Regions from separate parts of the Mus musculus genome. Here regions 2, 3, 4, 5, 6 and 7 are each linked to region 1. The links are chromatin loops, found by intact Hi-C in ENCODE. Cell type or tissue: heart. All regions are shown on one strand. Links, peaks and the distances in the headings refer to the core of each region. The heading gives the core; the rest is flanking DNA. Region 1 holds the start of Dapk2 (death-associated protein kinase 2). Region 2 holds the start of Gm30447. Region 3 has its middle 24 kb from the start of Gm39364. Region 4 overlaps Dapk2 (death-associated protein kinase 2). Region 5 has its middle 17 kb from the start of Gm39364. Region 6 overlaps Dapk2 (death-associated protein kinase 2). Region 7 overlaps Herc1 (HECT and RLD domain containing E3 ubiquitin protein ligase family member 1).

Region 1 (4,479 bases), core at 113-4,112:
GTAGAGTGGCTTTAAGAGAGTGGACTCCAGGAATGCAGGAGCATAATGAAATTTGTGTTTTGTATCAGCAAGGCTAGGATGGTTTGTCACACAGCAACAGACTTAAAAATGGGGGAGGAGGTATCTGGGGCTGGTTGGAGGATGAGGGACCTCGCTACTGTGGTGGCCACTGTGTGTGTGTGTGTCCTTCCCTCTGTCCACTGACTTCAGAAGCCATCAGATGGTAGCTACTTCTCTCTAGCATGCTATTCTGAGGAGAACCCCAGAACCTGCACAAACCTGAAAGTCACACGCAAGTGAAGGTCTGGGATCTTCCCTGAGACTGTTCAAGACACAATGAGAGAGTTGGGCGGTACTCAGTGGCATTTTCAGGGTTCCTGGTGTTGAAAAGGCTGAGGGGTAGTGTGCTCCTTGGGCACATTTCACATGTCACCCTCCGCCAGTGCTACTCAGGACTTCACTGGAAGCTACCAGAAGGGTTGTTGTTCCCACTTTCTGGTGGCTGACCACACATGGATGATAGGGCAGGACTTTGGACTACACCCATGACTCAGAATCTTACATCCTTAGCTCTAGGGAGGATCCCTAAGGGGGGATCTGTGCTACTTTTCTTGTTGCTGTGAGAAAGTACTCAAGGGGTGGGGGAGGCAACTCAAGAACGGGCTCACAGTTAGAAGGTATAGGGTATAGTCCATCATGGCAGCAGGAGCGTGGCGCAGCTGGGTACATTGTGCCCAGCCTCAGGAAGGGGGGGGAGGGGAAGGGGAGGGGGAGGGAGAGAGAAATATGAGGTGAATCCTGGTTCTCTGTTCACAGAGAGCCCTCTAAACTGCACAGATCTGAAAGGTCACACGCAAAGGTCTGGGATCTTCCCGGAGGCTGTCCCAGATATTGCAGCAATGGTCAGAGAAGAGCAGCCCTCACTAGCCAGTTTCTCCTCACCGATTTTTTTTTTTTAATTCCTGGACCCCAGCCCGTGGACCATTGCTGTGCACATCTAGGGCTGGTCTCACTAAAGCTCTGGAAACACAATCTAGAAATTCCTATAGGCATACCCAGAGGTTTATCTCCTGATTGTAAATCCAGTCACATTGACAGTGTTAGCTGTCACAGTGACTTAGGGCTGGAGGCTCTAGGTGGCCATCCTTAAAATGTCTCTGGTCTTGAATGGAGACCATTGAACTTCAGTTTTGTTTCCAGCCACCAACGCTACCACTGATATTTTCTCCTTCTGATAATTTGCAAAAGGAAGGGAGAATCAACTCCCAAGTCCTTCATTAAGACAGGCTTAATGGTGATACACGGACTACACTCAAGAATGGTGCCAGGGTTGGCGTGGTAATAGGCAAATATGGGCAGTCTTCAAGCTGGGCCGGGAATGAGTGGGGCACATGAGAGCTTCCTACCCTTGTGTGGAGCGAGGTCCCCAGAGAATCTGATCAGTCAGGGTGTGCGTGGGTGGGGACGAAGGGCAGAGAAATTCTGTTTTCTGGCAATTGTGCTGGGTTGTGAAGTGCGTTGATCATTAGCTTACTCAAGTTGATTCGTTCCAGGTGGCACAGCATGTGAGAGACAGGGCGGGAAGGGACGAGCATCCAAGTCCTCACCTCGGGGCGGTCCCGCGGGGGTTCCAGCAGGGGGCGCCCCGAGCTCCGGGCCGAGTGTCCGGGCGCGCCTCCAGCCGGCGCCTGGGACCGGGCTGGCCGCTCCGCCCCCTCTGCTCCTCGGCGGCTCTGCGGGCGGACGCCGGGCGCAGGGAGCAGAGCAGAGCGGAGCGCCGCGCACCCCGCCGCGCCCCGGTGCACGTCCAGCTCTCCGCACATGCAGCGCAGCCTTTCGCCGTGAGTAGCGCCCGGGCCGCGGGATTCGACGGCAGCAGTGGCTGGGGTGGTCGGGCATTGCCTGTCTAGGATATAGCCGTTCTGTGGTTTGTGCGCTGGGACGGCACCCGGAGGCCAGTCTGCAGGCTACTACTACCTCGGGGTGCCTCCTAAGCTTGACACTCTGGTCCCAGAGACGGGATGGGGATTGACGGACAGAGGCCTGACATCTGGGCAGGAGAATGGAAACAACCATGCATCAAGTTTGGCCCCCTCAAAAGTCCCCAATAGGAGAGAAACAAGCCCAGCCTCTGTGGGCTCACACCTCCTCCTCCCCGCCTCAGCCCGGGAGGTTGCTTCCTGTGAAATGAACCTCCAGTGTGGCCTAACAGCTGCGGGCAGGTGGAGGGACACTCCCTGGTTCCCTGTCATCTAAAGGTAGCTGGGGGCAGCTCTTTTGGTTTCTGACACTAGTTCCCAACTAACTGGCTTGGCATCCTAGGGGAATTTTGTTGACTAAAAGTGGCTGGTACCTTGACTGCTTCAGAGTTGGGTTCAAAGCCCTCCCTGTCTCCACCTGCCCGCCGGTTAAGTTTTTGGCATCTAAAGTCATGGTATTGATAGACCAGTAGCTGTCTTTGGAGGCTTGACTGAAGTGTCAGGAATGGGTGGGTATCTGTTGCCCCGGGACAACAAACTACCTGCTGGAGGGAATAAACCAGCCAACCCTGACAGCTTCTCTAGAGCCTTCTATTCTGTTAGATGTGGGGGGCAAACAGTCCGGCTGCCCAAAGAAGCTGAACCTTTTATTAAAAGACTGAGTTTTTCTCATGTCAACTCAGGGAGGTGGCTGACCTTCTGAGCCCCAACATCCTTATCAGGGATCATCCAAAGGGGTTCTGTGATGCTAGAGTCTCCTCCCTTCTGCTGGCACTGCTGGCAGTTTCCCCAGACCTGAGTCTGAGGATTCTTCATGTGTGTGTGTATGTGCGCACGTGTTCCAAACCACTGCCTGTCCCTGCCAAACTTGGGCACCTTCTCCTTGGAACTGTTCTCCCAGAAGCCACTGGCTTTCCAGTCCTGAGCCATCCATGGAGGAGTTGTGTGGGTATCAAGAGAAGCCCTGGGAAGTTTGATGGCCTAGCTGTGCCATGGTGGAAAGGTCCCTTTCCCTCTCTGGACCTCAGATTTCTCCTTTTGTCTAACAAGTGACTTAGACCCGATCCCAGTGGGTTCAGACTTTTGTTTCAATGTTAAGTTTTTACCCCAAACCCCAGTCCACAGCAAGGATACCGTGGGATGGGAGTGCTCTGTATCACTTCCTCAGCCTGCTGACTTCTGAGGAAGAGAGTAAACTGGAAAGGTAACTGGGAGGTCCCTTTCTGTGGGGTCCCAGGAGGTCTATGTTACCTCCTAGAGTGTTGCTTGCCATTAAGGCCATGGGTAGGAAGGAGAATTCCCAGGGCCCCCTTGGGAGGATTGTTCACATCCAGATGGGTGTCATCTTTGCAAGGTAGCCTGAGTCTCGGGTCAAAAGGCATAGTCATGTGCCTTGCCTCTGATATGTGGTTTTCAGCTTCTCAAAATTGGTGGTTATAACTCTACCTTCGAGTTACTGCACTTGACTCTGAGAATTTATCAATTGAAATGAGAATTGCTCTTGTGGAGGTGTGATGGGAGGGTGATGAGCTGCCACGGGTGTTTCATTTCGTATGGAGTATCTGAGCTGTAGCCATGAGCAAGAAGCCTGGGCCCTAACTGGAAATTACCATCTTATATTACCTTATAGTACCTGCTTATGTTAGCTACTCCCTAGGGGACAGAGGTGAGAATATTACACCCTTTGCCTTAGTGAGGCTCCAAAAGCATTTCACATATGTCATCTTACTTATAAGAAAGATCTTTCTTAGGGTGTTGGAGAGATGACCCAGTGGTTAAGAGCACTGGCTGCTCTTCCAGAGGACCTGGGTTCAGTGTTCAGCACCAACATGGTGGCTCATGATCATCTGTAACTTCAGTTCAGAGGATCTGATGCCCTCTTCTGGCCTCTTTGGGCACCGCAGACATGTGGTGCATAGACAAACATGCAGGCAAAACAACCATACACCTACAGAGAAATAATTCTACAAAAACAGTCTAAAAAAGAAAGTAGATATTAGTTTACTCCATGCCTCTCACCCCAGGATCTCATATATCCAAGGCTGGCCTTGCACTCATTATGTAGACGAGGGTGACTTTGAACTTCTGGTCCCCCTGCCTCTACCTCTGGAGTGCTGAGATTATAGCTGTGAGCCACCATTCCTGGTTTATGGAGTGCTGAGGATCGAAGCCAAGGCTGCTTTGTGTCTGTTAGGCAAGCATTCTACAGACTGAGCTGAATCCCCAACACTGTTAATTCTCCATTTCGTTTTCTTCTTGGAGATAGGGTCTTACCCTATGGCCCACACTGGCCTGAAACTCAAGGCACACCTTGAGTGCTGGGATTACAGGTGTGTGCCAACCATACCCAGTGCATTTGGCACTGGGGATGGAAACTCGGGCTTTCTATAAAAGTAACTGATAGCTGAGATCTCTCCTCCACCCTGTGGATAAGTCTTCTCCAAATTGAACCAAACAGCATAAGATCTTTTTGTGGGACCTGGTTTCTTTTGTTCTTCGT
Region 2 (4,479 bases), core at 222-4,221, 190 kb after region 1:
CAGGGTCAAGACCTGTACTAAAGGTCAATCCTCCCGTGTTCCTCAGACAGGGCAGAAGTTGGTCAACTTAAACACTTGCTTGGGCGTAAACTTAACCAGCCACAAGGTTAAGGGCAGACTGTGATGGGAGATAAAGGGAGTAGAGCGCCCGGCAAGCAGCCGAGATAAAGGGGTGTGGCCGGCCGCAGCTTTTTCTCTCGGTCCTCGGCAGCCCCGAGGCCTCGGCAGCATTCGGACCCCGATCCTCTTGCAGACTGTCCCGTACTCATCCTGAACACATCCACGCTCGCCTGATCCTTCAGCGCCCTTTGTGAAATGCCCCCAATTGATAGTTCCCTACGGGCACACGTGACTCCGCGAGGACCCAGCGGTTAAGAGACATGGGGCGGTAGAGTGTCCCCAGTACCCTCACAGGAAGGGTCTCCCGGCCGGCGATGTACTCATCGCTTTCCCATCACTGCCTAAGCCGGCATCTTCTCTCCCTTTTCCTCTCAGGTTGCCTCCCACCTCCCGCGCGAGGCCCGGAGGAGGCAGGACCAGCGCTTCTGATCTCGCGAGAGTTCCCTCATAAGTCCCGCGAGACTCGCCTGCCGCTGCCGCTGCCGCCGTCGCTGCCGCCGCTGCCGCCGCCGCCTCTTACGTCTTTCCCTTTGACAAGTCGCCGCCGCTGCAGCAAAAATATAAAGGACGCGGCTAGCGCGGCCGCTGGCCAGCCGGGTGCCGGGTGCTGGAGCCGCACCCCATCGCCGCCAGCTCCCGACCCACGTACGGTAGGTAACACGTTCTCTTTCGCCATCGTGACCTCCCGAGTGTGTGATCGGCTGGCCCGGCCGAGCCGCTCGGGGCCGTTCCGGGGCCGCCCGCCGAGCGGGACTGCTGGCTCCGGGTGGACGGCGGGCGGAGGCCCGAGGAACCCCTGGCCCCCTGGAAGCCTGTTGGAAGCCGAGCCACCTGCCGGAGGGAGGGACCCGCCCCTGAATAAGCTTGCAGTCTGCGCCCCTCAGCGCCTCAGGGGTCGCGTCTGTGACCTTCTCCCCTTTATCCGCTATCGAGCGCGTCTCTCTTAGCTGGGACTGGGACTGGGGAGCGGCTCTCCCATCTCTTCCTCTTGAGGAGAGTCGCGACTCCGGTGCTCCCTGTCGCCGGCCGACTTCGGAGGGGTGGAGGTTGAGACCGTGCGTCTTTCTCCTCGTCTGCGCTTTTGGGTGGGGGCTGCTCATCCTTTCGGTAAACCTTTCTCTGAATCTCTCTTCGGATAAAATAACAATTTCTAAAGCCCTTGCTACCTGGAGCGGAGACGAGGCGACAGTTGTGTAGTCTCCAGGGTGAGAGGTGGATGGTGGTGATGACAGGAGCTAACCCTGGGAACAGTGATGGGTGGCAGGTTCCCAGGAGACACGAGGACAGAAGCTTGGTACCTACCTCTCCCAGGAGGTTATGTAAAGACGCGATGTATGTATGTATGTATGTATGTATGTACTATGCATGCATGTGTATGGTAGCTGTGAAGCACAGGGACAAAAATCTCCATTTGCGTTAGTTTTAAAAATGTGTGTAATACCTTGAAGGTGTATAGGTAATCAAGAGTGATAAATTCCAACGAATTAATAACCCATCTCCAGAGATAGCATTTCACTGTTAATATTTTGATATATTTCTAACAGACTCTTTTGTTTTTTAAGAGTACCTAGCTTGTCCTTGAATGGTACTTCCTTATTTTATGTATGTTCCCAAAATGATTTGTTTTATTTGAACCATTCCTTTGGCCCACTTGATTAAGCCGGGTTACTTGTTCATTATCATTGGCTGTTCCCAGCCGTCACCATATTTCATTGTGTCTTCTTTCAAAATGATTGTTGCTCAAATAGCTTTAAAAGTCAAACCTTAACATTGTTCTTTTTGGATATAATATCTGAGTTATTTTTATAGTTTTTCTTTTTTTGTGTGATGAGTCCTCTAAATCGGGCCGGTGTTTATATAAAGAAAAGAAAAATTAATTGCGATGAGGAGAAAGTAAGCTTCAAAGTTTTTAAAAAATTGATGGTGATGTGCCTTTGATTATATGTTTACATACCTGTGTGTTTATACAAGCAAAAGTGAATGTCCCGAGTGCTCGTATTATGCATAAATGCACGTGTCAATGCATGCTTGTCCTCTGCACTTGTAAATCTGTATATTTTAGAAATAGGTTAAAATATTTTGTCATGTAGTTTGAGAAAAAAAAACAGCATAATGTAGGACAAAGAACAGTCAATTATATTTTTCCCAAATCACATGACCGGATTGTATGGCAGGTTGGAAGCCTGGCATCTTTCAAAAGGAGGATAGATTATCAGTTGTCATTGAAATGGATGGCCTTTTAAGGCCTCTTGGAATCAGCAACTTGTATGAATTTTGCTTTCCCTAAGGTTCTTATCACTTTGCTTCTTAAATTTCTGGTCTTGCCAGTTCCTTTCAACATGGATGCATTGATTTGCTGGTTATGTATTTTCTCTGTGCAGTCGTGCTGGTGGTATATGGAGGAGAAGCAAATGCATCACATAGTCGTCTCATTAATGTAAACATGTGAAAATATTTTATTTAAATGGATAACGCATTGAAATGGATAACACGTTAGAGGAGGACGTGCTGTTTTTGGTGTTGGATTGGTTAGTAGAAGACGCATGTAATACATGGTGAAAAGTCTTGGTGTTGTGAGCAAAATGCCTGGGTTCAGTGGGCAGCTGATTTTAAAGTGGACTCTTAGACTGTAAGTGATAATGTTGATGCTGTATTTGTGATAAGGGAAAATTGTGTTAGGTAAAAAGCACACTTGTGAAACCAAACTCGAGCTTTAGGTGGAGGCAGAATGATCAAGATTTTCAGGCGTCTTGGCTATGTGAGAGAGATCAAAGCACGTGAACAAGCCCTTGAAATTTTGTAGGTAATCAACCATAAAAACAACAAACAATTATTTTTCATCATATATAAAACTTTGTCTTAGTATACCCACAAAACAGGTTGCTAGGGATACCTTCTAAATATTATCAAGATCTTGAACAGAGAATATTGGCTGAGTCATTTAAAAAGGAGATTGTAAAGTCAGCAAAGCCACTTCAGCTAGTATTTTTTTCTTTTAAACTAAAAGGAGCACAAAATAGGTACCTAATAGGTACTTTCTGATGACTTTATTTTTTTCTACTGGCCCTTAAAAATTAATGGGAATATTAAATTCCAGAGGAGATCTACCAGCAAATAAATGTGATGCTGAATCAGATGATGGCTAGGTTTATTTTTATTTTTTCTTTTTGATACAGGAGCTTGTGCATCTTAGGCTGATTTTGACTCTAGTTGAGACTGGCCATGAGCTCCTGATCCTCCTGCTACTCCAAGTACTGAGAATACTGAGGATACAGGCATGTGATACCATACTGGCTTGTTTTGTTTGTTTGGTTTTTTTGAGATGGGGGTCTTACTTTGTAGATCAGGCTGGTCTTGAACTCATAGAGATCTGACTGTCTCTGGGTCAGAGTCATTAATCCTGACCAATTTCTAGGTTTCTCGTAACTTTCTGAATATTGTTTGTTTATTTTTATTTTTTGTAAAAATACTCTCATTTTTGGCTCATTTGATTTTTTTCTTCATGATTAGATTTGAAGTTTTGTGTGTTTTGATTATAACACTCTGTATCAATGCATTTTACTAGGGGGCCCATGTTATTGATGTGCCTGGTTACTAATGATATTTTAACCTTGATCATTTGTTCTGGTGGCTTCTATTGGGATAGTCTAGGAGAGGGTACTCTTTGTCCCTTTGTATTCTCTTTGATATATTTATATCTTGTAGGAGGTTCTTCAAAACTATAGACTGTTTTGCTCAAACTTTCTCCCCTTGTTTGTATTGTAAAATATACGGTTATGGTATTTGTAGTTCCCTTATTCTGATATGTATGAATTGGACTTCATCTGTCAAAGGACATTTGTTAATTTAGTTATTTATATCAGTATGGTAGTGTGCATATTCATTTGATTCTACAGACTGTTGTCCAATATAATAGCATTATGTTGTTCACATTGTTTCAGTTTTGGCCACAGTGTGTGTGTGTGTGTGTGTGTGTGTGTGTGTGTGTGTGTTGATTAAAGGCCAACTTGTAGGAGTTGATTCTCTTCTTCCACCATGTGGATCTTGGGGACCCAACTCAGATTGAAAGCCTTGATGAGAGGCACCATTAGCTACTGACCACCTCACCTGGTTTGTTTTGTTTTGTTTTCCAGACAGAGTTTCTCTGTGTAGCCCTGGCTGTCTTGGAACTCACTCTTAGACCAGGCTGGCCTCGAACTCAGAAATCTGCCTGCCTCTGCCCCCCAAGTGCTGGGATTAAAGGCGTGAGCCACCACGCTTGGCTTGAGTTAAATAATTGTTTACAGTCTACTAAATATTAAACATCTGTTATATTATGGGTAGGTTATAAGCTAATACAATGCAGGATTTTTAACCCTT
Region 3 (4,479 bases), core at 255-4,254, 120 kb after region 1:
AGAGCAGAAAGGCTTTATTTCCAGAAAAGCTCACAGCAAACAGAGGCCACACTACCCCCACACACTGCTGAGTCCTGTGGCCTCTCCCTGCTGGTGGATGGATGCAGGAGTGGAAGAACAAGCCCAGGGGAGACAGGTGTGTTCTGGCCCTGAGGGAGGAGGCGTTGCCAAGCCAACACCTCAAGGCTGAGAGGTCACAGCATTCTTTGAAGAAAAGTGGAAGACCAGAGATGAAAACCACATTCTGTGAGAGCAGTTCTTTGAAGAGCTCTGAGGTGCCTCTCCCAAAAGTCTGCCTGTGTGCTTGCTGGATGCCACGTTAATAGCCCACAAACACACATATAAATATTTTAGCACGCACTATGTTGTAATCCTCATCTCACAATCTTCCTTGATTCCAGATCTCAGATTCCATTTGTCTTTTCCATTCATACAGTTATTTGCCCATCAGACAAAGCAAACAAAAACTCCCAGCATATGTTGAAAGCAAAAGAAGGTCACATTTAAATAAGCAAGTGAACCATGAGATCTCTGGAAAGAAACTCCAAGCCCCGTGCTCCCTGGGATATCAAAGCGAGTACATGCGGAAAACTAGGTTGTTGAAAGGGACAGCAACTATCACAGGCTTAGAGAACTTTCTTTCCATCAGCCCCACCCCCCTCTGCTCCCGGTTTGATGTCAGCCCCATACTGTTCTATTCACAGTTGCTGCAACCCCCAAAATATCGCACTTGGCATCTGTTAAGAAGGTCCGGTTCTCGGCAAACCTTCACAGGCTTAGGGGCTCTAACAGTAGAAAGGCTTCGAATGGAGGTGGTTAATTGCTGTCTCAAAGGCACCAGCACAGTTGGTGAGCTTCCTTCAAGTTTTTCTGGGCTTGATTGTCCCTCCCTCCCACGGTTGCCCTCCATCAGAGGCAGCAGCAGCAGCAGTTCTTAATGGATAGCGAAACACAGATTCCCAAGTCCTCTTTTCACCGAGTAGAATTCACAGCCCTTGCTCTTAATCTAGAAAACAGTTGATTATATTATCTAGGGACAAAATGACATTGTAAGATCTCCCATTCAAGTTAAAACAATAGCAGAACCCAGGGAGGCGGCGATTGTGAGGGACCCGTGCGTCAGTGAGGCATTCTCTGTAGCCCTGCGCACAACCTTGTAAGGGAAGTGAGCTCCTTTTTTAAGGATGATGAAGCCAGCCTCAGCAAAGTTAAGAACTGTGCCTGCCTTCTCCCAGCTGGAGCTCTTGGGATCTGGACTCCAGCCCAGATTTGCCTGCCCTGGATTCACATTCTACTTTTCCTGGGGGTGGGGGTGGGGGAGTAAAAAATGAAGAAAAAAGAAAAAGAAAAAAGAAAAATCTTGGAGAATCACATGCAGTACAATCCTTTTTTTAAAAAATAAAATGCAAAATCTATACTAATAACATTGTATTTTAGAAGCAGAGATGACTTCAGTAAAATGGGGGGTGGGGCAAGGTGGACAGCGGCTGGTGTTCAGGATTCTGCTTGTTTGGTTTTGTTTTTGTGGCACTGAAGATTAAGCCCAGGCCCTTGAATGCGCTAGACAAGCATTCAACCACTGAGCCACAGCCCTAGCCCTGTTGCTAGGACTCGGTGAATTTCCCTCACTCTGTTTCCTTGTTTTTATTGGTAGTATTGCATTAGTGAAAAAATGTCAAAACAAAATATCTGGGTCTGGGTGACTTAATGCACTAGAAATTTACTTTCTCAGCTTTAGACACTGCAAGGTGTCAGTAGCGTTGGCTCTGTCTGAGCGTTTCTCCTTAATTTGTCACACCCTGGTCTTCTCTCTATAGATGTCTGTCTTTTAAAAAGAAAACAAAAAACAAAAAAAACAAGGTCACCAGTTATGCTGGATTAGTGTCCATAATATATCCTCATCTTATTTATTTATCCCTACAAAGACCCTATCTTTAAATATAGTCACTTTAAAAGTTCCATATATGGGTTTAGGAGGAAGTGAACACAATTCAGGCCATAAAAATACCGTAAACATGGGCTGGGGACATAGCTCAGTGGCAAAGTGCTCTCTTCACATGTGCAAAGCCCTGGGTTCTGTCCCCAGTACTGGTATAGATAGGTATAGGTTTGACCAACGAGAGACTCAGGGAGAGATATCTGTGAGTCCAGGCTTCGCAGCATCTGTGGCGACCACATCGAACTCCTGCAGCTGTCTGTCTGTGTGACATTCCAAGGGATGGGACTGAGGACGCTCGAGTCTGCTGAGTCACAAGACTGTGGGCTCTGTATAGTCACAGTTGGACATATCTCCTTTCACACACAGGGAGAGGAAATTGCAGTCGGGCTGGCTGACCCCGCATTCTTCCAGAAGGTTATGACCTTAGTTAACCCGGGAAGGAGCGGAAACAGGAAAGCTCCTGAGACCTACAGGCTGACAGAGGTCGAACTGAGATGTTGGCCCTCCCCAGCTGGGTCCTGGGTCATTGCTTTCTCAGACCCTTTTAGTAGCCAAGCTGTGGGCTTTGGGCCTGAGGGTGCATTTCCTGGTTGGAGAGGAAACAGGGCAGACGTTCCTGAACAACTGCAGACCTCATCAGTCGCCTTCACTCAGTGCTAGCCCTGGAAAGCCCCACCAGCTGTAAGAGATCATATTCTGGAAAATTCTCCCTCCCCTCCTTAGTCAGGCAACAAATTACAGTGCCCAGGATCTGCTTAGCCACAGTGTCGTCAAGTGAGTCTCGCAAGCTTGTCTGATTTATGATGTGCTACTGAAGGTACTGGAAGTGACAAGACCCTCCCTCAAAAGCTGGAATCAAACCGTGATGGTATATGCCTTTAATCCCAGCAGAGGCAAGTGAGTCTCTGAAAGTTCGAGGCTAGCCTGGTCTACAGAAGCAGTTCCAGGACAGCCAGGACATACATTTACAGAGAAAAACTCTGTCATTCATACTTATCTATATGACTACCATATATATGAATACTATATATATGACATATATATATGTGAATATATGTATGAATATATGTGCGAATATATATATATATATGTACATATATATATAAAATCAGCTACCAACGTATTCACGTTTGACAGGTTCTTTCTTGGCTGGGCCCAAATCTATTTCCCCAAAGATCCACCCATTGCCCCCATTCTGTCTTCTGCAGTCACATGCATTTAACACATGTGTAGACAAAAACGGGAACATGACAGGTCCTCCAGAACTCACAGTTTAATGACAGGAAGAAATAGGAACTAAGCCAGGAGCTGAGGAAGGAGCCTTCATTCTGACGGATAAGGCCCCAGTGAGCTTTTGAGATGCTCCTAAAGGACAAGATGCCTTGTGTTTGCAATGGGTCTACAGAGTCTGCAGTACAGGACCCACCTGAGCAGAGACTCGGAGGTAGGAAGAACTTATACCTCCTGAGGAGGTGGGGTGGTCTGGTGGAGTATGCTCAGGAAGAAAGCACTGTGAAGATGATGGCTTCGAATGTAGGCTTGAGCCTCCTGGGTGATGGGGAGGTGACTCTTCTTTAGGGCTGTGGTTTAGATCAGCACCTCTTAGTGTGGTCTCTGGCCAGCAACTGGAAACTCGTCAGAAGTACACATTTTCTAGCCCACTCCACCTTTCCTGTATTAGAAGCTCTGGGGGTGCTAAACAAGTTGCTTAAGAGATTCTGCTATGATACTTTAGAAAAACTACTCCTAGAGGCTAGAGAGATGGCTCAGTTGGCAAAGTGCTTGCCTTATAAGTATGAGAACCCAAGTTCAACTTCTAAGACAGATAAGGCAATATATGTATGCATTAATCCGGGCACTGGGAAGGCAGAAACACAAAGATCCATGGGGCTCACTGACCAACCAGCTTAGCCTAATTGGTAAGCCCCAGGTCCCAGTGAGAGACCCAGTCTCAAAAAACCAAAGAGAAAGGCTTCTGAGAAATGACCCCCGAAGGCTGATCTCCCGACCACACAAGTACCGGCACACATTGGATTGGGTGGGGCAGCCTGTGGAGGAGACAATTCAGACTATTGGGATAAGCTAAATGGGTTAGGCAAGGACCTGACCTAGGGAGAGAGCACAAGGAACCAGACATGTTAGGGTTCCTCTGCTACTTCACCTATTAGCTACCCAGACGAGGACAAGACAGATGGGCCTCAGTTGCCAGTCTTTTTGACTCCAGTCAAAGAAAGAATCGGACATGGAGGATGGATGTAAGGACCAGTGGGAGATACCTGCAAAGCTCTCAAATAGAGAGAACAACTGCCTAAGTTTGCCTGAACCTGGGCAGTTTCATGGGACAGAGTTCCAGAAGACGAAGATGGAGCTCCAGGCAAAACCATGGTCAACGTCACTGGATCCACTGCACCTGAGAAAAGGTGAGTATTCCCTGGCCCCCAGGATCAGGCTTGCTGACTGTTGATGTAACCTCACAGAAGAAGACCTTCCCTGATACCATCCACACCTCCCAGCTGGCTGTATGCAATTCTACCTTAATT
Region 4 (4,479 bases), core at 300-4,299, 83 kb after region 1:
AGGCTGGCCGATCTTGGATGCTTAGAGATAACAGTAAGAGGCAAGGACCCTGACTTCCTCCTGGGGCAATGTGGGCAGGACACGTAAGGAAGTGATTATCACGCTGGTGGTGTTCTGCCAGAGGCTGTGTAGTGATGACAGAGGCCCTGAGGTGGGAACCGTTAGTGTGTTGGAGGGATGGGTCACAGACATTCCTGTGTGGGTGTGGAGTCTGTGCAGTGAGGCGGGAGGGGAACTATTAGGATGGGGTTATCTAGCAGAATAAACTGCTGGTTTGGGTGGTGTTGGTGGAGGTAGTGGAGGTGAGGTGGGTGCTGAGCTGGCAGTAGGGGCCATGGGACCAGGAAGTCTTTGAATGGCCGACATAATGGGGGCTGGGCACTTGTGATACTGAAGGCTTGTGGGTCAGGGTTGTTTATGATGGACCAGTTTTGCTTTCTCAGGTTGCCCAGAGGTGTCTAACCAATCTGGGTCTGGACTTGGATTGCCCATGAAGTTTTCTTGTTTGAATAACACAAGCTCAGCCGGGCCTCAGCTTCACCTAGCAGCAAGCAGGCCAAACAAGGCACTTGTGGCTCAGTGCACTTGAGCTCTGCCTCTTCTGCAGCAACTCGACTTCTTTGGGCTTCTCCACAACATGACTGACTGACTGACCTCTGAGATCCCTTGTGACCCAGCATTGTGAGGCTGGAGCATAAAACAGGGTGGGGAAGGGAAATGGGAGGTGGGAGTGTGGGAAAGATGATTTGTGAGAGCCCATGTCCTTCCTGGACTCTCGTGATTGAACAGAGTGTCAAGTACCACTCCCAGAGAGGACTCTCAGCTACTGTGGGCAGCTTAGCCAGTATGCTACAGCCCCTTCACGCATAAACCTCTCTCTGAAGCCACAGAACAATGCTATGACCTATGAAGCGTGTTTATGTGAGTACACTGTAGCTGTCTCCAGACTCACCAGAAGAAGGCATCAGATCTCATTCCAGATGGTTGTGAGCCACCATGTGGTTGCTGGGAATTGAACTCAGGACCTCTGGAAGAGCAGTCAGTGCTCTTAACCACTGAGCCATTTCTTCAGCCCCCAATTCATATTTTCAGTGGCAAAGCCGAGAAGCGAATTCAGAGCTGCCTGACGCCAAGCCCTTGTCTTTTGCCCTTGACTGCATGGTCCCCAAGGTTGCCTCCATCCTGTTCCAACCATAGGGTATGCTGTGCTGGTCCCATGGAACCAGCTTCCAGTTGGTATCACAGCAGGCACCTCTAACAGACATGTTGGCTTTCCCCAGAGTGCCTGCCTGACTGGCAGGCCAAGCCAGGCATGTTTGTTTTGACAGGTGGGGCAGTCCCACCCCACCACATCCCCCTGTGGCAGCTCTCTGGGCTCTGGGCTGGCAGCAGCACCTAAAGAATGCAGTGCCTCCTCCAGCCATGCTTTGCAGGTGATGTCAGCTGCGTGGGCTAAGTACCTGGTTGAATACCATTGGCCGAGGATGACTGGGGCAAGGAGGATGGACAGGATTGTGCTACCCACGGGGCAGTCTGGCTGGGGGCCCAGCTTCCTGTGGCTACCGTGGCCTACTCTTCTTTCCTGACCTGAGGCAGAGGCACAGGATCCTTTTCATGGCTAGCCTTGGGGCTCAGAGCAGCAGACGTTTGCCCAGCTAGCTTGGAATTATGTGTCACATCAAAACTGCTAAAGGAACTTAGGATGACATCTGTGGAGTAGGGAACTGGACCCAAAGAGAGGAAATGGCCTGTTTATTAAGCACTCTACTTTTGCTCCTGGACCTGAAACTGTTTCCCAGCCCCAGGCTTGGGCTCCTTTTCTATTCGGGGAGGTGGAATAAGAGACCACAACCTGGGGAACTGCCAGTTTGCTGGATCTCAGGCTGCCTTTCGGACCATATTTTAGCCCTATTAACAGCTAGCCAGGAGGGCTCTCTGGCACTCCTAGTGGTGGCTTATACAACCAGACAGAGGAGGAAACCCTGGCTGGAATTCTTTTACTGCATTTACATGAATATGAATGTGCAGAATGTAAGATAGCAGAGGCAACACCAGGAACCTTTAATGGGATTGAATTTACCTAGGGGAGATTTACTTGCCACCCACTAGACAAGTAGCACTGCATCCAGAGGCGATCTGAGGTGTCTGAGATGGTGGTGCTCACCCTGTGGGATGAGAGCAGGTCTAGATGTGAGATCTACCAGAAGGCTGGAAAGGTAACTGGGGTTGTGGCTGGGGCTGGTTCAGAGATCTGATTGCCTCAGTTCTCAAAAGGAGCTTTTGATGGTCACTGGGACCACTGGGATATTTAACAAGCCTGGTTGATGGGGTAAGATTAGGAGCAGGACTTCCAGAGAAACTCTCCTGCCATCATGCTGATGGGCCTTGGGCAAGTCTTTTAGTTCCCTGGGCCTCAGTTTCCTACATCTGTAAAATGGTAATGGTAGTAGCATCTACTTCTCGGGGTGGGGAGGGGCTGCCAGGATCCTATGGAAAACCCAAATGAGTCTCTGGTCCCTGGAACTGGTTGGGCTGTTACTGGAGGCTGGGACGGCAAAAGAAAGAATTATAAAAACTGCAGATAAGGGGGCCCGTGTTTGCTGGCTAGCCTAGAATCCCTTAATGGCCTGGAGGTAGCAATATCATTTGGTGGCAGGGAGCCAATGGCCTGTCTGCGCCCAGTCTGAGTATACAGGGCCAACTAATAGTTCAAGTAGCCCGTTGAGTGGCTGGTGAGGTCCCAGTCCTCTCACTTAGCAGAGTATTCCTGCAGCCCCAAGGCCATCTCCCTGGTTGAACACCTTAGGCTGTGCTTCTTTGTGTATACCTAACTTGGGATCTCTCCTCCTAGAACTCCTCATTTTCTATTTTTATTTATATATATCCCTGTGTATATAATGGCACATATATCCAAGCATCGTTGGAAGCTAGAGAAGGGCGTCGGGTCTGTTGGAGCTAGAGTCACAGGTTATTGTGACCAGTTTGACATGGGCACTGAGATTTCAACTCTGGTCCTCTGGAAGCTTAAGGCTCTCCAAACATCCCTCCCTGATATTCAGTCTTCTTGTCTGAGATGAGAGCAGCTAGCGTAGGAGCTCTTGAAGGCCTGAAAGCCAGGCTAGGGACAGGGTTTGGAGGATGCTCATTTGCATGAAAGCATCCACAGAAGAAAGGCCATCCTGTGGGGGAAGGTGGATGCCTGCTCCAGACACTAGTCTGCATGGGTTCCCCAGCTCAAGCAGGGAAAGGGATCATTTAGTCTAGAGGGTGGGAGAAAGAGCTTTGGGTACGACAGATAGATGCTTAAATCTCTGTGTCCCTTGGCTTCTTTTTCAGCAAGAAAGGAAAGATAGCACCCTCTGCTCCAGGCAGTTGAGCGAGGTGTAAACTATACCGTGTGATTGGTTGGTGCCAGGCCCTGCATATTTAACCGGCCTGATAAAAGGTACTTGATTTCTCTCAGGGAACACGTACTGAGTGCTTGGTGGCTGTCAGGCTCTCTCTTAAGCTCTGGGGAGATGCTAGAACAACTCACTTAGGAAGGTTGATGCCCATTGGAGGGCGGTAGACAAGTAACCAGAGAGCTCTAGCTTTGGACCTAAGAAAGTGTTATAATGAGGAAGTGCAGGGTGTTTGGGAGCGGGAAGGGAGAGGGCTGTCAGGAAGACCTTTTGGAGGAGACTGACTGTCTTAACTGAAATGTGAATGGGCAGCACCAGCTTAGGGGCAGGGCAGGGCAGGGAAAGTGCTCTAAACTGCTGGAAACAGATGGGTCTCTGGTAAGAAGATGTAGTCTGCCATCTGTCCAAGCCAGTGGACAGGCCATTTCCACTGTAGCCACAGATGTAAGTAGATCCAAGGCTGCCTGTTTTCTGAGGATGGCAATGCCCTAGAGATGTCAGCCTCAGTTCTTTGATGCTTCGTCTCTGCTGCTCTGTAGTCCTGAACCTCTAGGCTCTGGGGAGTCCATCTCTGTGGCTCGTGGATTCCGTTGCATTCATTGTGCTGAGATGGGTTCTGAGCTGAGGTGGTCAGGATAGTGTAGGGCCTGGTCTCAGGGCCTCATCCCTAGAGAAGTTCCTGACAAGGTGGCCAATGATGTGGGTAGAAGAGAAATGACGCTTCCTGGCAGGGAAGTAGTGGAGAGTGGGGAGGATGTAGCTCAGTGCAGGAACAGCAGCAGTGTTCCTGAGGCAGCCAGCAGAGTGCTGGGCCAGGAACACTGGGATGGGGCCGCCTGCCTGAATCTTCTCTCTTGACCTCCTCTGCCCTCACACTCCCTTCAGCAGAGGCTGAAAAATCTGCCTTGGGAAAGGACTTTGACACATGTTCAAAATAAAGTTGAGAGTAATCTCTAGAGGGCAAGAAAAATAAACGAGCTTTAAAAATGCAAAAGAAAACGTGTTATTTAAACAAACAAAAAAAAAAAAAAAAAAAAAAGGAAAAAATTTGAGGGAGGGCCTCAGTTCCCTTGAGTAA
Region 5 (4,479 bases), core at 219-4,218, 130 kb after region 1:
AAGAAACCTCACTGCCCAGCTGCAAAGCACCTTCGCTTTCCGCCTGTCTGGCCCCTTCAGCTGCCTACGGCCAAATGCAAAGGAGCCTTGCTAGAGAGCAGCAGCAGCTGCTGCCTTCTTGCCGGTCTGCCTGTGCCTCTCCACTCCCCCCGCCCCCACCCTGTGGTTTGCATTCTAGAAGCATCTGCCTCACACCAGGTCTTTATTGCCTTCTGTTCTCACAGCCATCTTGAGAAAGCTTAGGAAACTAAGGCTTCCAGGGGGGTTGGCATTTGTTTTGTTTGCATTCAGAGACAAGGGCTCACTATGTAGCCCAGGCTGGCCTTGAACTTGCAACCCTCCTGCCTCAGCCTCCCCTGAGCTGGGAACCCAGGTGTATACCATGCCCAAATATTTCTGTCTTTTTGCTTTCTAGATGTCATATATGAGCAGCTTCTGTCATGATGTCTCACCACAGACCCCCAAGGCAGCAGAGGCAAGCAGCCATGGACCTAAACCTCCCAGACTGTGAGCCCAAATAATCCTTTCTTCTTTTTCTGTTGATTATCATAGGCCTTCTGTCACAGCAGTGGAAAGTTGGTAGTCTGAGGTCTTTCGTAGGCCCCAGCACTGCATAAACCATACACGCTGGTGCATGCCTGCAATCCTAGCACTCTGGAGCCAGAAACAAGAGGACCAGGAATTCAAGGTTATCTTTTGCTGCATAGTGAGTTGTGAATTTAGGCTAGCCTGAGCTATATTACTGTTTTAAAACAAAAGCAAACAGGTGACTGGAGAGATGGCTCAGCAGTTAAGAGCACTGACTACTCTTCCAAAGGTCCTGAGTTCAATTTCCAGCAACCACATGGTGGCTTATAGCCATCTGTAATGGGATTTGGTGCCTTCTTTTGGTGTCTGAAGACAGCCACAGTGTACCCATAGAAATAAAATAAATACACCTTAAAAAAAAAAACCCACTGTTCTCATTTTTAAAAAGTGAAAAAAAAAAAACAACAGAAATCAAACTAACACATCTGCATCTCCCCCCACCTCAACCCCCCAATGTGTATTGCTGTTTTGTCTGCACATAAGTGTGCACCATGTGCATGCAGTTTCCACAGAAGCCAGAAGAGGGCATCAGACCACCTGGACTTACAGACAGTAGTGAGAGCTACAAGGATTGAACCCTTGTCCTCTGGAAAAACAGTCAGCTCTGTTAACCACTGAGCCATCTTTCTAACCCAGGTTCTGCATCCTTGAAAAGATTTACAATGGAAGATGCTACTCTGATGGTAGGGATGAGGGACTAGTAGGCGCATAGTCATCCCTTTTTAAGGGCAGATGGCCAACTTCATCATTTGTTTTTCTGAGTGCCCCCAACTTCTGGGCTATTCCTTGTAATTTCTTATCTATTTGGCTCTCACTCATTCAGGGAGTGGGGGATGGGGACAGGGACTGAGCTTTGCTTTCCAGGAGCAGACTCGCTTGACGGAGCACCCCTGGGTAGCACTAGGGATGCCCTGACGCTCCTTGTGAGGCTGCAGCAGCTTTTGAACTCCTTCTCCCCTATAGCCAAGCTTTTAATTTCTTCCTTAGCAGCTGGGAAAAACAAGGGGAGAGGGCAGTGAGGTGATTAGTGGGCAAAGGTGCCTGCTGCCAAGCTTTAGTCTCATGCCCAGGATCCAAATGGTGGAAGGAGAGAAATGACTTTCGAAAGTTGCCCTTGAACCTCCACACACCTGCTATAATGTGCACATGTGCATGGGTATGTGTGCATGCATGCATACACATTCATGCTCACCCACATGAATACACACATACAGGCACTAAATAAATTTCTTCTCCCTCAACATTTCCAAGGCTTGAGCCTGCATAGCAACCATGCTGCCTTCTCTAGTGCCAGGGGAGAGCTAAGTTATCAGTAGGCAATCCTAGGAAGAGAACTCATGTTTATCAAGACATGAGTTTATCATGTTATACAAAGGCATTGTTCTAATCTCTTGTGTGTACTTTCCCTGACTTACCTACCACCTTTGCAGATGAGGAAGTGGAGGACCTTGGAAGCTATGCTGAATAAGACAAGGCTGGTAGATAGTGGAGCCAGGGTTTGGTTCTGGACTTTGAAGTCCATGTGCTGTTACTGTAGGCTGCCTTTGAGGGGCCCCTTGGAGGCAGAGGTCATGAAACTTCAGGAGTTGTATGGAATTCTACCCACACAAGGCAGTCCTGGACATTCAATGTGTGTCAACTGAGACTAACCTCAGCCAGTTTACACGGTGCTGTGTTGCCCACTGTCAAGGTCATAGGCACTCCCAAAGATTATTGAAGAGAAAAGCTTGAACCTTACGAGGTCATGGCCACCAGGTGGCACTGCAAGGACTGATTGAGATCTTTGTTCCTAGATCTGAAAGCCAGTAAGATATACCTGGTTCCTAAAACAGAGGTTCCAGGGAAACAAGCAAACCAATCAACCACAGGCCAAACCCTTGAGAGTCTGGCTTAATGTTTTGCATAGGCTTTGTGGAAATCTGCCAAGATTTTTTTAAAGTTTTAATTTTCAGAGTCAGTCAAATGCCATCTATATAGTTCAAGAATTTTCAAGTATAAAACAGGAGCTGGGGTTGCAGCTTAGTGCTAGAGTACCTGCTTTGCATGTACACAGCTCTGGCTTCAGTCTCCAGTACAAACACACACACACACACACACACACACACACACACACACACACTGTATAAAAAGTATGTAGAAAAAATCTACTCTTATATTTACTGCTATTAGTTATTTATGAATCCTTCTAAATATTACACATGTAAACATAATACATAACTATCTTCATACAAGATTTTATATGAATATATATTTTATATAGCAATATGTATATATAAAGCCATATACATATATATATGGATATATATATATATATATATATATATATATATATATATATATATATTCCTTCTTTTAAAACAGATGGCTGCTTAAAAAAACCTTGCTTTTGAGGGACTATTAAAATGGCTCATAGGAAAAAGACACTCACTTACAAGCCTGACAACCCAAGTTCTATCTCCAAGATCCAAATGATGCAAGGAAGGCAGCCAGGCATGATGGTACCTGCTTTTAATTCTAGCATTCAGGAAAGTGAGTTACAGGCCAGCCAAGGCTATATAGTGAGACCTGTCTCAAAAACAACAACAAACCAAAATGGTGGAAGAAGATAGCTTGACTCCAGCAGGTTGTCCTTGCTCCATACGTGCTGCCTGACACATATATGTGCATATGTGTTTCACATATATGTGCATGTGTGTTTCTTTCCTTCAAGGGAGAAAAAGATCCACTGTAGTCTTCCACTCAAGAAGACTCCCTGCCATTTAAAGAAGAGAAGTTAGTGATGTTAGCCATACTTCATTTTGTAATCTACAAATATGATGATAAATGTACACATTGCAAAGTGAACATATTTTAAAGTAAAATAGGAACAATTCATACAGTTTTGTTTTCCAACAAAAACAAAGGTGAAACAAGTGAAAATGATAACTAGTAACAGATGGTTTTATGTAGATCTTTATGTCGGCAGTAATCCTTTTTTTTTTAAGATTTATTTATTTTATTATATGTAAGTAAACTGTAGCTGTCTTCAGACACTCCAGAAGAGGGAGTCAGATCTCATTACAGATGGTTGTGAGCCACCATGTGGTTGCTGGGATTTGAACTCTGGACCTTCGGAAGAGCAGTCGGGTGCTCTTACCCACTGAGCCATCTCACCAGCCTGGCAGTAATCCTTTTAAAATTCTATTGATTTGTTTTGTTTTTTAAGACAGGGTTTCATGTACTCCAGGCTGGCTTTGAACTTGATATGTAGGTTGATTTACATTTTTAAAATTATATTTATTATTATTATTATTATTGTGTGTGTGTGTGTCTGTCTGTCTGTGGCATGGAATGTAGGGTGGGGGACAATGGGTGTCAAAGGACACTTTTTGGGAGTCTGCTCTTTCCTCCCACTGCTGGCTCTAGAAACTGAACTCAGGTTATCAGGCTTGCATAGTGCTTGTGTGTGTGTGTGTGTGTGTGTGTGTGTGTGTGTGTGTGTGTGTACCTGCTGGGTGGCTTGCTAGCCCTTGTTTGATTTTTTGATTGGTTGATCTCAGATTGTGGCTTTAGAGACGTTTTATAATCTGTATCATTTGATCTCTCAGCTTGTCAACTGTCAGTGTTGATAGTAAGCTTTCAGATGGTATTCTTGATTCTTGTATGCACAGAACGTCAGAAACCTTCAGTCATTATTCTGTCCCTGATCAGCTTTCAAGTGGCGCCGCTCATGTGACTTATCAGAAATTACAATTGCACGATGTTTGTGATAATTACCGTGGATTCTTTCCAGATGCTTCTCAGCACTTTGGCCTTTAGTGGACTTTGGGAACAGAGCCCAAAGCCTCTGTTATCTGATGATGCCAAACTGCAGCTGCACATTTTCTAATGCCCTAGGGATGCAGGCGTGAC
Region 6 (4,479 bases), core at 162-4,161, 110 kb after region 1:
ACAGGGAGTTACAGGCAATGGTGAGCTGCCCAACACGGGTGCTGAGAACCAAACTCAGGTCCTTTGGAAGAGTAGTACGTGTTTTGACTGCCAGGCAGTGAATGACAACTGTCTGTCTTCCCCCACACCCTACACCCCCAGCCCCTGCCCCATCGAGGCTCCTATTTCCTTCTATTTCTAACACTAGAGGAGTATCAGCAGTGCCATACCTGCCAATAGGCTTGTATTTCACCAAAGCCAGAGCCAGCCTAGTGCTCCCTGCCATAAAATGACCCCCTCCACAAAGTGATACTGATGACTGCTGCTTCTAGCTTTTCTCAGTTAGAAATGGTAGTCATGTTAGTCTCTCTCTCTCTCTCTCTCTCTCTCTCTCTCTCTCTCTCTCTCTGTGTGTGTGTGTGTGTGTGTGTGTGTGTGTGTGTGTGTGTGTGTGTGTGTATCTGTTTGTCCGTTCATCTCTCCCACCCTCCCTCCCTTCCTCCCTTCCTCCCTCCCTCCCTCCCCCTCTCTTTCTGTATATACATGTACTACATTGTGGTAATAATAGCTCAGAGACATTCAGGATACCTTCTGGGCAGCGAGACATTTGTAGCTTCCCCCTTACTGTGACTTTCCCACTGCATGCCTTGCTGGAGAAGGAGGTCAGCGGCAGGCTGAGGGACAGTGTGCAGTCCAGGATTCTGTGGGGGAAGTGGGTAACTGCCATTTGAAGCCCAGTTGACACCATCACGCTGTCTTCTCTCTCAGCCGGTGGACACCCAGCAAGCTATGGTACGCAGAGAGTCCGTGGTCAACCTGGAGAATTTTAAGAAGCAGTATGTCCGCAGGCGGTGGAAGGTACGTCAGGGCCTGGGGTGAAGGGCAGGGGCCTAGGGACTCCCTGCTTCTCCCCAGATCTCCGTCTCAGCTAGCAGTCCTCTCTTCTCTTCCCTCAGCTGTCCTTCAGCATCGTCTCCTTGTGCAACCACCTCACTCGCTCCCTGATGAAGAAGGTACATCTGAGGACAAGCGAGGACCTGGTGAGTACATGCAGAGCCCTCTGCTTGGGCACAGCTCCTGGATTGTAGGTGTGGAGGGGGAGGATATTAACTATTTCTAGCCTGTTCTGTAAGCCTTGTCCTCTTCTGCCCTGAAGGCTGAAGTGTGACCAGCAGGGGGACCATTAGGAACCCTTTCCTATGGGCTTCCTAAGAGTTGCCATTCCACTCCCCTTCCCACCCCTTCCTGAGGGCTAGTAGACCCTGAGAACTGTGGAAATAGGCCCCATAGATCATCCAAAATTTATTCTGGCCAAGTATAATTGTACACACCTATAATCCCAGCGCTTAGGGGGTAAAGGCAGGAGGGTACAGGTGACATGAGACCCTACTGCAAACCATGCCACCTCAAAAAGTCCATTTCAGACAATCCTAGCTCCTCTGTACAATGGGTGCTTTCTTATACCTTTCCCAACTTTCCCTATTTTGTCTTAGACTGCCTATATCAGCAGCATTTGATGATATATTATACTTATTATAGTTTTTTTGTTTCTTTATTTAATGTTTTCATAGTACTAAGGATTGAACCCAGGGCTTTTAGTGTATGTTTAAAACAAGAGACTTATAATGGAATATACTCATCAAGAGGGTGGCCTCTAAAGCCAGTTTTCCAGAATTCAGATCAGCCATTTCCCTGCTGTGTGACCATGAAGAGGTTACTTAATTTCTCTGTTCCAAAATGTCATTATTTGTAAAACGGGGGTAATAATACTTGTTACATTGTTGGGTAGTGATTAAGGGTAAATGAGGACCTGTCTCCAATGCCTGGTGGGTAAGTGCTCAGTGTGTATTAGCAATCCTTAATGCTGCTTAAAATCCTTCTGTAGTTCTCGAAATGGGCATCAGCATTAGCTTTTCAGTTGGTAGGGGTTCCCTGAGATAGCCTCTCCCTCATGATTGAGTGGAGAGAACAGGAGTGTCCAGAAGGTATAAATTTATATATTCATATATAGTTCATATATTCCAGGCACAGCAAAGGCCTGGAAAGCAACTGCCTGCAGCCGCCCTGTGTAAACTGAAGCTGCTTAGCACTGGGCCTGCACCCCAGCACCCAGAATATCCCTGTACTCCCCGGAGCCCCAACACGTCCTCAGGGGTCTTTTTTCCATAGACTGAGCTCTTGTTTATTCCTGCTTTTGCCAGGACTTTGGTAGCTCCAGAGGCCTTTGTGGCTGAGTCCCTCTTCTGGCCACCAGCCTCATGGACTATAAAGGGAACTGACTTGGCAGGCTCTGAGGATCCCTGTTTGTCACCTGCGAGTTTACACAGCTTACTCTTTTATTGTTTGGTTCTGACTCATTCTAAAAAGTTGCTGTTCAGCAAAGCCTGAGTTATTTTTGTTGTCCTAGTCAGAGTTGGTCCAGGATGTATTGGCTAAGTTGATCTTGACCTCAGATTTCCCACTGGCTCAGGCTTGCCTGCGGGATGTATGACAGGCAGCAGGCATGGACCTAGATCTTGGACCTTTTGCCTTGATGTGATGTTGTTGAAGAAAGGGATGTAAAAATATTTCAATTTCTAACTTTTTCATGGTGCAAAATACAGTTTTTTGTTGTTGTTTTTGTTTTTCATTTTTTACTCAGACACTTACATGTTATATGGTTTTTCCTATTGAACCTTCCTTAAAATAATGTTTTTAGAAAGATGACATGGCCTTCTGTTTAGAAAGCATAGAAATTAAACATTTTTAGACTTTTAAAAATCCAAATTATTCTTTTAATAGTTTGAATTAACTGCAGCTGGAGAGATTGCTCAGTAGTTAAGAGTGCTTCCTCCTCTTGCTGAAGACCCAGGTTTGGTTCCTAGCACCTACATGGTGACTCGCAACTACCTGTAACTCCAATTCCAGGGGATTCAACTCCTTCTTCTGGCCTTCATGGGCATCTGCATGCATAGTATATATATATATGTGTGTGTGTGTGTGTGTGTGTGTGTGTGTGTGTGTGTGTGTGTGTGTGTGTGTGCATGTCTAATTAGGCAGACAGACAAAAAATTTAAAACCTTATAAGAACAAAACCCCTTCCAACATTAATAGTGATTTTAACACTTAGTTTAACTTGGTGGGACCAGACTGGAAAGACATTGTAACATCCAGGTGGTTGCTCCAGCTTGCCTTAGCTGTGTGGGAGCTGACAGGTTACATTTTGTTCCACTTTCATGAAAGTGGAACTCAGAAGTCTTTCCCTTCAGATTGCTTTGCATGAAGCTTGCTGAAGGCTTGGTGGAGACCAGCGGAGGTGGAGAGCCTGAAATGATGGCCTGCGACCTTAGGGAAAGACCAACCACTTCCCCATAGACTGAGCTCAGGGGACCCAGTGTCCCACAAACTACCTTTCCAAGAGGCCTTGATTATTGACTGGCACAAATGGTACCAGATGGCATTTTCACTGCTATAACTGGGCCCCTCCTGGTACCTGTTTCCCCAGGGATACTCCAAGGAGGAGGCCCCAAGGCAGCTAGTTTGGTCCCATTTCAAGTCCCCTTCCTATTCCTGCATGGCAGAGGCCTCTGGATGGAGCTGAGGGCTTCCTTTGACATCACCCCACTTTCCCAGCTTATCGGCCCCTTGCTTGCCTCTCTGAGCGTGGGGTGCTCAGTGTGGCTTCATTCATGTCATCTGATGATGCCCTGCCCTGGGCCTCTTTTTCTCCTCCCCAGAGGAACTGCGAGAGTGACACAGAGGAGAACATCGCCAGGAGGAAAGCCCTTCACCCCCGGAGGAGGAGCAGTACCTCCTAACTGGCCCAGCTTGCAGTGGCTGCCAGGGAGGTCCAAGTTCCTGCCGCCCTGCTGTGCAAGCTCCCGGACCCTGCTTGACATCAGGATCCAGACATTCTGTGTTCCTGAGCACTTTGCAAGAGAGAGGAGTCTGCAGGACTCAGAACTTTCCGGAGACCCTGGGAGTTGTGGCTGTCTCCCGGTGGGGAACCTCCAGCATTCCTCTGGCTTGTAGTTCTCCAGAAAACTGGCTTTCATCTGTCTGCTAACCTCAGAAGCTGGAATTGGGTGTGGACTAAGGAAATGGATCTCAAGGAGTATCTTTTTTTTTTTTAACCACAGGTTAAAGGTCAGATTTAGGCAGCTTTCCTCACAGAGCCTACCCTGTCAAGCTCGTGAGTAAAGACTCTCTAGAGGGAGGGACCAATCCTGTGACTTAACAGAATCCATAAGGAGTCAGGCTGTTTAACGTCAGACTGTGTCTGCCAGCCTCTTGCCAGCCCACTGTGTTGTAGGTTTTTTCTCATTTTTATTATTAAATTTCTTGTTTATCTAATGCTTGGGTGTTTTAGAGCTGTCTCCCTCTGGTTCCCTATAGCCCGAGACCCCGTGGCTTGGGGAACACTAGGGTTGGCTGCTAAGTGGACAGAACCTCAGGTGATCTGAGCAGTCTTCTCTTACTGATAAGATGTGGCCCTTGTGTGTCCTCCCTTGAAAGTGTCCC
Region 7 (4,479 bases), core at 327-4,326, 210 kb after region 1:
ATTTTATTCTTCACGAAACAAACAGAATTTGTTAAGAAACACAGGCATTAAGGGAAAGAGAGATGCCAAAGAAAGGCTAGCATACAGCCAAGATATGGGTGCAGGCTTCTTAAGAGAGTTCAGATTCTAAGTTTTTAAAAATTCTTATTCTATGTCACATAGATTTTTATCAACCAAACCATTCAGATACCCTTTCTTTCCCCTTCCCCCGGTCAAACATGGGGCTTCACATTACTCTGCCTGGAACATACCCCTCACCCTGGTTTAAAATGAAAGAATGAAATACCATTTTCTAAACTAACTTTTTAAAATTTTGCACCTTTTAGTTCCAAAGACCTTTACATATTTCTGTCTTATTTAATGTCTTATATTTGATACATTTATCAAAGCTAAAATATAACCATTGCATATACTATGTAAATGAAGCCTAAGGTTTAGCATCTCACTAGTTTTGAAACCACTGAATGTAATATTAGATGGAAGTTCAGAAACGTTCTAGGAGTCATCTGTTCTAGTTTTTTCATTGTCTCCCTTTCTTTCTCTGTAGAACTAATGGCTGAAGAGTAAATCAACATGGCGACTATGGTTCCACCAGTGAAACTGAAATGGCTTGAACATCTGAATAGCTCCTGGATCACAGAGGACAGTGAATCTATTGCTACAAGAGAGGGAGTTACCGTTTTGTATTCTAAACTGATCAGCAATAAGGAAGTAGTACCTTTGCCTCAACAGGTTTTATGCCTCAAAGGACCACAGTTGCCTGATTTTGAACGTGAGTCTCTTTCAAGTGATGAGCAGGACCATTATTTGGATGCCCTTCTTAGCAGCCAGCTAGCACTAGCAAAGATGGTATGTTCAGATTCTCCATTTGCTGGGGCGCTAAGAAAACGACTGCTTGTACTCCAACGTGTCTTTTATGCACTTTCTAATAAGTACCATGACAAAGGCAAAGTGAAACAGCAGCAGCATTCTCCGGAGAGCAGCTCTGGTTCAGCAGATGTCCATTCTGTCAGTGAACGCCCCCGGTCAAGCACTGATGCACTTATAGAAATGGGTGTCCGAACTGGTCTAAGTTTGTTATTTGCACTTCTGAGACAGAGTTGGATGATGCCTGTGTCGGGACCTGGCCTCAGTCTCTGCAACGACGTTATTCATACTGCAATTGAAGTTGTGAGCTCTTTGCCTCCATTGTCTTTAGCAAATGAAAGCAAGATTCCTCCTATGGGCTTGGACTGCTTATCACAAGTCACAACATTTCTTAAAGGAGTAACTATTCCCAATTCTGGGGCAGACACTTTAGGTCGTCGATTAGCTTCTGAGTTGCTGCTTGGCTTAGCAGCTCAGAGAGGCTCTTTGAGATACCTTCTTGAATGGATAGAAATGGCTTTGGGGGCTTCAGCAGTTGTATATACTATGGAGAAAAACAAACTACTGTCAAGCCAGGAAGGAATGATCAGCTTTGACTGCTTTATGGCTATATTAATGCAGATGAGGCGATCTTTGGTATGTACCATGTATTCCAAGCATCAACTTTGAAAAATTGTTAGATAGTCAACCCTGCTTTTAATAATTTTGTGGCTCTTGTAAGAGATTTGGGAGTTCTTTTGGTATGTTAAGTTGGTTAAATATTTTTTTGTGCTTTGTGGGGGGAAACTCACACATATTGCTATTACAATGAAGGCCCCTAGGTCAGAAGCTGAGTTTCTAGTTTGTCTTAGTTTATTTTAGTAGATTTGGAGAATTAACCTAACTTTACATTCATGAGTAAAATGAGAGACCTTGACTAGTGAGTATGGCAGTTTTTTTAAAAAAGATTTATTTATTTATTTATTTATTTATTATAAATACACTGTAGCTGTCTTCAGACACACCAGAAGAGGGCATCAGATCTCATTACAGATGGTTGTGAGTCACCATGTGGTTGTTGGGATTTGAATTCAGGACCTCTAGAATATTCAGTGCTCTTAACTGCTGAGCCATCTCTCCAGCCCAGCAGTTTTTTTTTTTTTTTAAAAAGCATCTCCGATCTCATCCTTTCCATTTTTTTGCAGTCTGGCCTCAAACTTGATATGTAGCTGTGACTGGCCCTGAATTCCTGATCCTTCTGCTTCTACCTCCCAAGTGCTACAATTACAAGTGTGCACCACCATAGCAGGCCTTTTTCTAGTTTTCAAAAATTATGTACTATATTTCAAGTATTATTTTAGGACCTGAGGATGCAACCCTAGAGATACAATTTCTGCTCTTACTAAGTTCACATCGTGCTAGGGTGATCAGGAAAGAAATTCATAAATTTAGGGAACTAGAGAAATGGCTCAGCAGTTAAGACCTTGTTGCTTTTGGAGAGGACCCAGGTTCAGGTCCCAATACCCGCATGGAGACTTACAACCATCTGTAACTTCAGTTCCATGAGATCCAACACCCTCTTCTGGTCTCTGTGGTCACTGCATGCACATGGTGCTCAGCTATACATGTAGGCAAAATACCTGTACACATAGAAATAAGTAAAAAAAAAAGATCATAATTTCAGGTGAGACGTTTTAAGAGGAAAGAAGAGAATGATAGTTTGAGAGTTAAAGGCATGCTGTTTTAGTTAATGTCAGGTTGGGACTCTGAGTTGTAACATTTGAACAGAGACCTGAATAAACAGAAGTAGTGAGTTAAGCAGAAGTCTGTAAAGAGTTTGTTGTCTGTAGAAGTGAATCCCTACACTTTCATAACCTTGAATATTATATTAAAGAATAAGCATATATATGATAAATTTTAAGAATTTACAAGACTGAACTGTAATAACTTTGAAAACCAAGAATAAAAATTTGAATTTTAAAATATTAATGCTCAAATACTTATAAACTGATTTAGGTATAAGTTCAGTTAAGTTAAATTGATCAGGTTTTGGTTGTTTGCTTTTGCTTTGTGTGTGTGTGCTTGTGAGTGTGTGTGTTTTAAATGGTCTCATTGTGTATCCCTGGCTGACCTGGAATTCTTGACCAGGTTGGCCTTGAATTCACAGAGATCCACTTGCCTCTGCCTCTGAGATTAAAGGTATGTGCCATAGTATCCTTCCAGGTTTGTGTGTTTGTAAGGGAGGGAGGAGGGGGGAGAGTGAGTTCATGTACCTTTTATTGCCCAATATAACCTAACAAATGTATTTTAAAATCACAAAGATGCCACTTGTTATATTTACATATTTCAAACCTTCCCTCTATCACCAAGTGAAATGCAAAGCTTTTGATTAATAAAAGTATTTCATTAAAAACAGTCACTTTCAAAGCAGAAGCATTGAACTTTTTATCTGGTATATGTTTTGTATTTGTGAACTGAACTGTAAATGTTTGGTTACTTTATCTCCCTCCCTCCCTCCCTCCCTCCCTCCCTTTCTTTTTTTCTTTGTATGTGTTTTTCTCCATGTAGCCCTAGCTATCCTGGAACTAGCTCTGTACACCAGGCTGGCTTTGAATTCAGAGATTTTCCTACCTCTGTCTCCTGAGTGCTTGGATTAAAGGTGTGTGCCACAGTATATGTTTACCATGGTATTTTTTTCTAGAACAAAATTAGTAAGAGGTTTCTTCACCTTTTTTTTTTTTTAAAGAAGGAAAGGAGTGCCCCAGGACTTGACTGATTTCCACAATATCTATTTGTTATAAAGAAATGCATGTCAGATTCAACAGGTTCAGGAAGGAAGCTGATGTTTGTGTGTGTGTGTGTGTGTGTGTGTGTGTGTGTGTGTAAGAGAGAGAGAGAGAGAATATGAATATGAATATGGAAATGTCTTGAGATTGCATAACATTGCAAATTTCTAGTTGAGAAGGGGGAAGTTCCATACCACATGATTTAGTCTGGCTAGTCTGTAAGCCAAGGAGTCAGATACTGTGTGGGAATGTGTGTATGTGTAGAGGGGATTAATCTTGCTTAAAGCTGCAAATGGGAGGCATGGAACTACCAGGCACCTGGAAAGAGGTTGCAGGAAAGCTTGGCTGTTAGGGGGAAGAGAGAAGCAGCTAGAGGATCTATAATCTAATAACACTGTTGCCTTTTATTGCCTCATCCTTCCACCCCCACACCCTGTGTTCCATTACCCCAGGATCTAATGTGCTAGGCAAGCACTCTACACCCCTTCTATCATATAACATTTTAGCATCTTCTAGCATAAGCTTGCTTATATAGTCACAAATTGACTTGATATTTAAGTTGACTCTATAAGCTCAAGAAAACATTATTATATATATGTATATAAGACTTTGTATATAATGTGTTTTATTTTTTATTTAATAATATTCTACACCCTGCCTTTTCAGCTTCTTTGATTAACTGCTCCTCACTATTTGGAGTGAGGAGAAAGTAAACTAATTTTAGTGCCTGTTTTCTATCAGGTGCTTTGCATATTTTTTCAATTATCATGTGAGGTAATTTCATAATTTGTGAGGTAAGATATTATTTACCTTGATCTTAAAAGTGTGAAGCAACTGTGTTAGTCTA

The links. Peaks named below come from ENCODE experiments on the same cell type or tissue, not always from the same donor. Only the 100,000 strongest peaks of a DNase experiment are listed, where the experiment ranks them.
Region 2: it touches region 1 in a loop (9-fold over the local background); 3 of 42 quality-filtered maps call a loop at or near these places.
Region 3: it touches region 1 in a loop (6-fold over the local background); 12 of 42 quality-filtered maps call a loop at or near these places.
Region 4: it touches region 1 in a loop (3-fold over the local background); 11 of 42 quality-filtered maps call a loop at or near these places.
Region 5: it touches region 1 in a loop (4-fold over the local background); 11 of 42 quality-filtered maps call a loop at or near these places.
Region 6: a loop joins it to region 1, with 2.9 times the contacts of the local background. A loop is called at or near these places in 6 of 42 quality-filtered maps.
Region 7: a loop joins it to region 1, with 2.3 times the contacts of the local background. A loop is called at or near these places in 8 of 42 quality-filtered maps.

Annotation. Positions count from the first base shown.
Region 1 is chr9:66,156,500-66,160,978 of GRCm38, forward strand. Dapk2 (death-associated protein kinase 2) reads left to right here and starts at 1,727. Exons shown (of 12, transcript NM_010019.3): 1 at 1,727-1,841. In heart, for the core only: CTCF peaks have their summits at 1,643 (motif pointing right) and 3,863 (motif pointing left); a DNase peak (open chromatin) is centred at 1,702; H3K4me3 peaks cover 1,218 bases; H3K27ac peaks cover 1,155 bases; H3K27me3 peaks cover 1,873 bases.
Region 2 is chr9:66,349,852-66,354,330 of GRCm38, forward strand. It overlaps Gm30447, which reads right to left and starts at 3,803. Exons shown (of 2, transcript XM_006511600.4): 1 at 770-3,803; 2 at 474-667. The coding sequence starts at 1,220. The coding sequence ends at 492. It overlaps Herc1 (HECT and RLD domain containing E3 ubiquitin protein ligase family member 1), which reads left to right and starts at 599. Exons shown (of 78, transcript NM_145617.3): 1 at 599-770. In heart, for the core only: no CTCF peak of the experiment used is centred there; a DNase peak (open chromatin) is centred at 590; H3K4me3 peaks cover 2,048 bases; H3K27ac peaks cover 1,242 bases.
Region 3 is chr9:66,274,696-66,279,174 of GRCm38, forward strand. No RefSeq gene overlaps it. Among named protein-coding and RNA genes, the nearest start is that of Gm39364, 24 kb to the right of the region's middle. In heart, for the core only: no CTCF peak of the experiment used is centred there; DNase peaks (open chromatin) are centred at 1,156 and 2,426; H3K4me3 peaks cover 1,404 bases; H3K27ac peaks cover 1,793 bases.
Region 4 is chr9:66,239,256-66,243,734 of GRCm38, forward strand. All of the region lies in intron 4 of Dapk2 (death-associated protein kinase 2), which reads left to right. Among named protein-coding and RNA genes, the nearest start is that of Gm39364, 60 kb to the right of the region's middle. In heart, for the core only: CTCF peaks have their summits at 1,952 and 4,211; DNase peaks (open chromatin) are centred at 1,526 and 4,156; H3K27ac peaks cover 869 bases.
Region 5 is chr9:66,281,678-66,286,156 of GRCm38, forward strand. No RefSeq gene overlaps it. Among named protein-coding and RNA genes, the nearest start is that of Gm39364, 17 kb to the right of the region's middle. In heart, for the core only: CTCF peaks have their summits at 1,110 (motif pointing right) and 2,339 (motif pointing right); no DNase peak of the experiment used is centred there; H3K27ac peaks cover 330 bases.
Region 6 is chr9:66,267,932-66,272,410 of GRCm38, forward strand. Dapk2 (death-associated protein kinase 2) reads left to right here. Exons shown (of 12, transcript NM_010019.3): 10 at 748-837; 11 at 936-1,019; 12 at 3,696-4,311. The coding sequence ends at 3,776. Among named protein-coding and RNA genes, the nearest start is that of Gm39364, 31 kb to the right of the region's middle. In heart, for the core only: CTCF peaks have their summits at 1,130 and 2,230 (motif pointing left); a DNase peak (open chromatin) is centred at 2,270; H3K27ac peaks cover 319 bases; H3K27me3 peaks cover 658 bases.
Region 7 is chr9:66,371,239-66,375,717 of GRCm38, forward strand. It overlaps Herc1 (HECT and RLD domain containing E3 ubiquitin protein ligase family member 1), which reads left to right. Exons shown (of 78, transcript NM_145617.3): 2 at 548-1,503. The coding sequence starts at 574. Among named protein-coding and RNA genes, the nearest start is that of Gm30447, 20 kb to the left of the region's middle. In heart, for the core only: a CTCF peak has its summit at 2,434 (motif pointing left); no DNase peak of the experiment used is centred there.